Linked DNA regions of Homo sapiens: region 2 is linked to region 1. Evidence: chromatin loops called from intact Hi-C (ENCODE). Cell type or tissue: MCF 10A. All regions are shown on one strand. Links, peaks and the distances in the headings refer to the core of each region. The heading gives the core; the rest is flanking DNA.

The links. Peaks named below come from ENCODE experiments on the same cell type or tissue, not always from the same donor. Only the 100,000 strongest peaks of a DNase experiment are listed, where the experiment ranks them.
Region 2: it touches region 1 in a loop (2.8-fold over the local background); 1 of 110 quality-filtered maps calls a loop at or near these places.

The regions. Positions count from the first base shown.
Region 1 is chr2:196,694,999-196,699,406 of GRCh38, forward strand. CCDC150 (coiled-coil domain containing 150) reads left to right here. Exons shown (of 28, transcript NM_001080539.2): 14 at 48-161. Among named protein-coding and RNA genes, the nearest start is that of CCDC150, 57 kb to the left of the region's middle. In MCF 10A, for the core only: no CTCF peak of the experiment used is centred there; a DNase peak (open chromatin) is centred at 1,603.
Region 2 is chr2:196,584,918-196,589,325 of GRCh38, forward strand. All of the region lies in intron 1 of HECW2 (HECT, C2 and WW domain containing E3 ubiquitin protein ligase 2), which reads right to left. Among named protein-coding and RNA genes, the nearest start is that of HECW2, 6.4 kb to the right of the region's middle. In MCF 10A, for the core only: no CTCF peak of the experiment used is centred there; a DNase peak (open chromatin) is centred at 1,944.

The DNA of each region.
Region 1 (4,408 bases), core at 79-4,078:
TTGCATCTGGCGTAAATAGTTTCTTTTTTACTTTTGTTTCTTTAAAGGTAGACATAAATACATTAACTCATAACCTGCAGACTCTTGAAGAAGAGAATAAGCACCTGGCAGATCAAATGGCTTCCCTAGAACTTCAGCAAGTCACTTCTGATTACCATGGGGTGGGTATAAAAAGATCAGTCTAAATAGCAATTAATGACTAATGAGTTCAGAAATAACAACAACCAGAGGTCAGGAGATGGGTTTTCTTTGTGTTTTCATAATTATTAAAAATCTAAGCAGAGATTCTTACAGTATTCAAACAATAGTGATTTGAGAAACCAAGAATTTAAGGGATTTATTAAACATTTGCCTTCACAATCTGTGTTACTGAAAAATACAAATATATCTGATGTTTTAAAATAGTTCCTCTTCCATAAATTATGAGCAAGAAACTTGTATTTTTTTTCTCATCAGACAGTTTCCTCCATTAGGCAATCAGTAATAAGTCTGATTTCTGAAAGCTATTTGACAAGGTCAGTGCATTACAAATAAGTGGTACAGTTCTTAAAATACCTTCTCCAGGTGGGGCGCGGTGGCTCACACCTGTAATCCCAGCACTTTGGGAGGCCGAGGCAGGTGGATCACGAGGAAAGGAGATTGAGACCATCCTGGCTAACACGGTGAAACCCTGTCACTACTAAAAATAGAAAAAATTAGCCGGGCGTGGTGGCGGATGCCTGTAGTTCCAGCTACTCGGGAGGCGGAGCTTGCAGTGAGCCAAGATCAGGCCACTGCACTCCAACCTGGGCGACAGAGCGAGATTCCGTCTCAAAAAAAAAAAAAAAAATCTTCTCCAAGTAAAGGGGATTTGAAGATATGGTCATTCTGTTAAGTAGCTAATAATTTTCTTGTGTGCTTTCGAATACATGAAAAAGTATTACTTACTTGCTTTTAAGCATGCAAATAATCTTTGAAAATTCCTAGAAGACCCCGATGTGACTCTGTTTTAACCTGAGCTAAAGTCTTTCAAACTGTTATAAGCTGCTCATTACTTCAACTATGAAAAATTATACAGACTAAGTCTAAATCTTCTTATATGGTCATGGTTTTCAAGCCAGATTTCCTACTTTTGAGTTTTGGCTGTGACCTCGGGTATGATCCTTAACTTGTCTGAGCCTCAGTTTCTTAATCTGTCAAAATGAGGATAATAATGCTATAACTGTGGATGTTTGAGCTTAAGTAAATTAATACACACAGAACATGTAGCAGATAGCTAACATTTATTGAATTCTTAGTATCTGAACTGTCTCAGAGAAAAAAAAAAAGCCTGTAAGTGCCTATTGGAATGACAAGATCCATTAGCTGTAATCCCTGGTATTATTTCAGACCAACCCTCTCTCTCTGCAGAATTAAAGATTCAGCCATGTCCTTTGCTGGTTGGCCAGCCTCAGCTGGGTTCCTTTGGGAGACCACATTCTCAGTCTGACTGATTCTTTCCTGAATCCATTGCCAGTGAGCAGGCCTAGCCTTACCCTATTAATGACTTTGACAGATCTTGCCAGTGATTTGGTCAGTGTTGATTTTTGCCTGCCTACCATGTCTTGATTACAGGTTCCCAATGATGACTCATAGATAACGCAATTCTAGCTTGCAGCTCTGTCTCCACCCAGAAGCGTCTCTGACCATGCCTGCCTGGAAATGCTTCGGTTGGCTATATGAGTTTGAGGAATGAGCTAGGGATTTCAGGATTTGTTTTTAAATCTTAGCAATATCATTAAATCTATTGTCATTCAATGCTGGCAGTGTATTTTTGTTCTTTGAGAGTAAAAACTTGAAATTCTTTATAAAGAGTACCATCTGGTCTAACCCATTGATTTTTGGAGATACACATGACTGTGTGTTGTGTGTGTAACATCACAAACTTGAATTCAGATAGACCTGGTTTCAACCTCCATTTACTGTGTGACCTGGGCAGGTTCTTAACCTCTCATGGCCTGCAATGCCAAGAGGATCTCTTCTAGTGTAGGTATCCCACAGTATACTCTGCACATCCATATCAGAATAATTACTACATTGATTAGAAATTGGCCTGTTTATGCATCTGCATTCACTCTCTTCTAATGCAGGAACAGTAGTTACTCATCTTTATATTCCCTTGCCTAGCATAATGCCTAATACATAATAGGTGCTTTAAAAACATTGATTGACTAGAATACAAAGAAGGTCATGTCTGTTTTGCCAGGCAGTAAGGATTAATATCATATTGCAATAATAAATATTATTCTCTGCTATTTCTTTCATATTTCCTAATTTCAGGGGTTTTTTTTGTTGTTGTTGTTTTTTGCCATTTTAGCCTGTAGTGATAGTGCAATTTAATTCCATTACCACTGGCAGTCACGCAGGGAACCACAGTGAGAAAAGATCCAAATGTAGGAAGGTTACCATGCCTGAGTTCAGTTTGAATGATTTTCCTCCCCACTTCTCTTTTGGGGTTTAAACATATATTTTAAAATTGTAGCACCAGACAGGAATATAATTCCCTGTACAACTGGGACTTTAATGACTTGAAATTTAAAAATGAACTAAAATGTATTATTTCTTAAAACCAGGATGACATTGTCAGTGTACACTCATGCAGATGTCTAAGTTGGTTTGATTTGCTGGGGCTCATGTCATACTGTTGTTAAATATTTTGAATAAAAAATTCAAAATAATAAAAAACTTTAAAAAATGCTTACAATCTGCTTATAAAGTAGCTTTACCAAGATGCCAGTATCCTACTGGTTTTGTGTATTCTTCTAACAGCTTCTGCTAACTTGTACAGCTCACCTAGATTTAAAAAATGATTTTAGAAATAATTTTGTGGCTTACTGTTGATCTTTGGCAACCTGTCTTTCATATCTTAAGATAATTCTTCCTATTTTTACTTCCTGCTTTTCTAAAGAATGGTATCTTTGTGTTTCTGAGTTAAAATGGATATTCTAATGTTTGGTATCTTTCTCTGTATGATGTTTCTCAAGTGATTCCCCAGTTTCTGTTTTGCTCTGTGTACTAATAATGTTTATAGTATATTACCAAGAGTATTTAAGCAAAAGTTAATTTCAGTTCACTCTTCTGTAACTCAAAACCTGAGATATTCACTCATTTAAGTGGTTTCTAATTTCTTGTCTCCTGTTGATGAAAGTACAGGGCCTATTTAAATCTGTAAACAGTAATTTAAGTAACTGCCTTAACATCCACTTTCCCTTAGCAACTTGGAACAATTATTTTGTGTGTGTGTCATAATATTTAAATAAGTGAGCCTTTGTCAAATATTATCACATTTTGATTTTGCTCAATTTTCGTTTGTACATTAGCATTCTCTTTAGTGGCAAAATAGGAAAATTATTGTTTTAAAAGTATATTTAAAAGATTAATGGAATTTCTTTATGCCTTTGCCTGAAAGAGGGAATTGTATTGATAGGGAAAAAGCTCCATTATTTTTTAAATTTCTGGTCACCTTTTATAGAAGACTCAGATAATTTAAGTTATTCTTTAAAAAAAACTTTCCCCATTTCAAGAAGATAGTTATATTTGAGTGTTTAGCATTTGTTAGAGCTAGCATATTTTAGGTTAACTCTAGTTCTTGGTTTTTTATATGTTCTTACCTATGCTTTACAGCACACTGAGACATCTTAATTTGTAGAAGTTTGAATCGAATTTTAAATAAGCTTTTTTTTAAAATTATACTTTAAGTTTTAGGGTACATGTGCACAACGTGCAAGTTTGTTATATATGTATACATGTGCCACGTTGGTGTGCTGCACCCATTAACTCGTCGTTTAACATTAGGTATATCTCCTAATGCTATCCCTCCCCCCTCTCCCCACCCGGCAACAGGCCCCAGTGTGTGATGTTCCCCTTCCTGTGTCCATGTGTTCTCATTGTTCAATTCTTGTAGCTTTGCTTTTGTGGTATTATTGACCATCCTTACAATTTATTTGCTGCTGAAGACTTGGTCAACATAATCCTAAACTGTAATGTTACATTCATGGAATGATTTTGTATCATAGTTCCCAAAACAGATAACATTTTGGCAAAGAGCACTGTGTTTTCCGCAAAAATTAATCAATGATGAACTAACTTTGTGATAATATATTTATCATCATGAGTTTCCTATTTATTGATAGCAGTCTACATTTTGCTCAGGTTATTTTGAAACCAATACTCTACTGGTCTAAATGCTTTTTAAAACATATTTTCCTTTGCCTTAGTGGGAGCAACACAGTGATTTTAAAAACTTTTAAAAACTGAATTATGAATATGTATAATAATGTATGAAATAAATATTAATTCTGACAGGACAAATACTTGGTCTAATAGTTAATAATCCACCAAAGCCTAATATTGGGTATAAGTTTTTATATTAAAGGTGTATGATTTTACG
Region 2 (4,408 bases), core at 86-4,085, 110 kb before region 1:
TAGAAGTTCATATTGTTAAGAAGTTAATATAACAGTAGCCCATATACCAAATATTACTTCCTTAATTTATGGTCAATGTGGACATCTAACTCTCTAATAAAAAAAATTCATAGTCTAAGATTGTGGCATATGGTTTTACTTGCTAATAATTTTCCCTTCCTTGTTTGTCTTTGCCATGATTCACTGTGGCCTAAGTATATTACTGAGGTATACCATACATACCAACGCCCAGATTTAACAAACATTAATATTTTTGCCTTGTTTTGCAATTATATACTTATTTATTTATTCATATATGTGTGGCCTGTTTTCCATTAGATTCTGTCTTATCTGGACAGAGCCATGTCTGATTATTAACCTCTTTTATACCCATTACTTAGCATAGAGCCTGGCATATAAGGTTCAATGAATAATGCATGAATGACTTTTGTCCTAGTATTAAATAAGGGCCATCACAATGGATGACTTATTAAACAAAAGACAATGATTCCATCTTTATTAAAAGTCCAAAGAGGGGAAAAAGGAAATGAGTCTTTATTAAAGAATGGGGTTTACATTTAAATGCATGCTATAGCTGGATATCGGACATTAGGATGAGTTAGTTGAGCAAGGTACAGAACTTCCCTTCCCTAGGGGCTCCTTTCCCTTGTTCCCTGAATAGCACATATATCTGCCTAGATAACAGTGATACAGAAGATGAGCTCTTCTAGCTCGTGTAGCTTAGAGATGCCAACTCAATGGCTTAAAGAAGGAGAGAACAAAGGAGGAGAAGGAGAAAGAGAAGAGAGGAAAAAATGGAGGGAGGAAGGGGTGGGGGCCTATACGGAGGGTATCCAATACCACTATAAGACCAGAAGAAATCATTCATTTTTTCTAGATTATGCCAATGGCAATAAAGATTATGTCCTGAAAACCTTAGAGTATGAAGTCCATTTGGATAAAATGAAGTGAAGCCTAAGGCAAAAACTTAAGAAAGATCATATCCAACTGTCAGAGAAATCTGACAGTTTTCTCTACCTCCTTCAGCCTGTACTCCCTGCCACCCAATATCTTCATGCAAAATCCTAAAAGTCTGGGTCCCTCCTGCCATGGTTCTCTACATGCTCTCAAATACCAAATATACACTCGTGTCTACTCCCCATCAAAACTTACTGGGTCTAAGTTCTATTACTTTGAGCTCTTATTCTTCTAGCAGGTCACTGAGAGATACTATGCTTATGATATAAATGGCTGTCTATTACTGAAAATATCACTTCCTTAATTTACAGTCAATGTGAACTTCCAACTCCCTAATAAAAAATTTCATAGTCTAAGATTGTGGCATATTGTTTTATTTGTTAATAATTCTCCCTTCCCTCTCTGTCCTTGCCACAGTTCACCACGGGCTAAGCATATGACTTAGGTATACCACTTGATATAACACAAATCATTTCTAATCACTGTCATAAGGAAATGTTTTTCTTGCTCCAAAGATATCTTACTCCACAGATAAAATATTACACGAGCACCTTTCCACTATGCAGCTAGCATATGTCAGCTTGGGGAAGCAGTCTTACACTCACTGCCCATCACTTTGCACAGCAAACTCACAGACACAGGGGCCACAGTTTGGTTGAATCCATAGTTTCCACTGTTTCTTTTTGTATTTCCTCAAGATCAGAGGGTATTACGTCTTCTCCATGAAGTGGGTAGCATGTGGATTGGCTTCTTTCTAAGTACAACTCCTTTTCTTCATGAAGCCATCACCTTATCTGTACCTGAGCCCAGTACCCTGTCAGTTCTGTCCCGAGCAACTTTTCCACTCTCATGAATAATGGTTAACCAAAAAAAAAAAAACAAAAAAAAACTCTTCCTATAGCACAAGTTTTCAGTGACAAATGAACAAAAGCATCACCGAGCACTCATTTCTGAACAAATGCCAAAAGCTGATTCATTCTCTGCATGACATCGGTGGTTTCATCCAACCATAAAGTGAAATATCTGCTAGCGTGCACTTGATAGTAATCGCTCTTCCACACTCCACTCCACTGATATTATGCCACAGCCAACCATGTTATTTGACAAAGGAGTTTTGTCAATAACTTCTGGTTTCTCTCTAAGGATAATGTTTGTCTTTAACTTTCCAGCTGATTTTCCAAGTGTCTCTTCAATAATATGACTCATACTTATTTTGCTACAAGGATCCTTTAATGATGCTAATAGAATTATAATCTCTTACCTACCTTTAGCCATATAATACATTAATTTTATAAAGGAAAGCATTATTGTGTGCCTGTCCTAGAAAACTTCAATAGTATAACAGAGAAGCCACTGTGCTTTGTTCGAAAATGACACAAAAACATCCATGGCTTCATGCCACTATTGGACAAAGTTTCATAACAGGCAACGATTACGGATTCATTTGGTCCTAATGGGGATAGCAAGTCCAATAAAAAATAGTTTTGAGATAGTCATTGTCATATTTCCATTTGCACTTTTCAATTTCAGCTACTGTTCTGAAATTGTCACTCTCAGAGATTCCCTTGTCTCTATACATACATATTCCCATTTTATATGCAGTGGGATTCAGTTCTCTAAGTATGTTTATGGTATTCTGAAATGTAGCATTTACAGTACTATTTTCATCACTATTTTTACACTTCAATGAACTACTTTTGAACCACTTATCTAGTTTTGTGAAATGGGAATACAATTTAAGAACAGCAAAAACAAAAAATATTCTTTTAACAAATAAAAAATAAGTAAATGATATAAAAATTATATTAACAAACATGAAGTGGACCATTAACAAAATGTAAGCTATACGCACTCACCAGTGCAGTCTTTGCAGCACAAATACAATCTTAAATATTATAATAAGTTTTAAGAACATAAGGGGATGTCTGCTGAAATCATAATTAAATGGCCTATCTCAAGGCCCTACAGGCTTTGCAACACCCACACCACCCTTCTGGTCTCATTTCTGACTTCCCCCTTGTCATTCCACCCCATCATGCTGATCTTGCAAATCTTTGAACATATCCAAACACATTCTTTTCTCAGGGCCTTTGCACTGGCCATCCTGCAACTCTATCCCTCAGGTATTTGTATTAAGCAACTTCTCTTACCTTCCGTTAACTCTTTGCTTAAGGTCTCTTTCTCCATGAAGCCTACTCAACCACACTTACCCTGTCCTACTTTCTCTTTCTTCCAAAGCACTCATCTCCTTCTAGCATCATATATAATTTAGTTATTTGGTTTATTATCTGTCTCCCACCTCCCACCTGCCTGCCCCCAACAGAATGAAAACTCTACAAGGTCAGAGATCTTTGTTTTATTCATTGATATATTCCCAGCACCTAGATCAGATACTAACCCGCAGATGGAGCTCAATACATATTACTTGAATGAACAAATAAATGAATGGATGAATGAATTAAATTTTTTCATTGCTTTTCCCTTCTAACCACCAAACTGCCTATGGATCTTACTTTGAGAATTAAAAAGAAAATGATAAGCCATCAGAGGTTTTTAAGCAAAAGAATTATATCAATAGAATGGTATTAAAATAGACAAGGTCAGGAGATGATTTAAAGTTTGGAGAGGCTAGATCCAAAGAGTTTAGTTAAAAAGTCAACCAATGAAAGAGATAAGGAAGGGCATAAATTTCCAATTACCAGGACTTCTTAAGTGGTTTATTTCAAACCTACAATTCACATATCCATAGATACATTATCAATGTTTATCTATACATACATTGCATACACACACACACACATATACGTTGAACAAGACTAGAAGAAGCTAAGGACATTTCTCATCATATGGATATAATACATATACAAGCTTATCACTTGAGTCATAGTTAGAACAGCCATAAATCCTAGTTTTCCTGGCACAGTCTCAGTTTATACTTGTTGATCTAATGCCCCTTCCAGTTAGTACCATATTTTACTCTCAAAAGTGTCCTTGTCTGGATTTTTTTAAATTACATAGTCATCCTACTTATAAAAAAGATACATAGGCCGGTCACGGTGGCTCACACCTGTAATCCCAACACTTTGGGAGGCCGAGGAGGGTGGATCATTTGTCAGGAGTTCAAGACCAGCCTGGCCAACATGGTGAAATCCTGTCTCTACTAAAAACACAAAAATTTGCTGATGGTAGTGGTGCGTGCCTGTAATCCCAGCTACTTGGGAGACGGAGGCATGAGAATCGCTTAAACCCAGGAGGCGGAGGATGCGGTGAGCCAAGATTGCACCACTGCACTCCAGTCTGGGCAACGGAGTGAGACCCTGTCTCAAAAAATAAATAAATAAATAAATTTCTTCTTATTTAGACATGCTGACCAAGCTTTTGAGGACTTCAGTGGAGTGAGTTTGGGAAAGGTGACAGCCATAATTAATTATAACATCCACTGGCCAACATA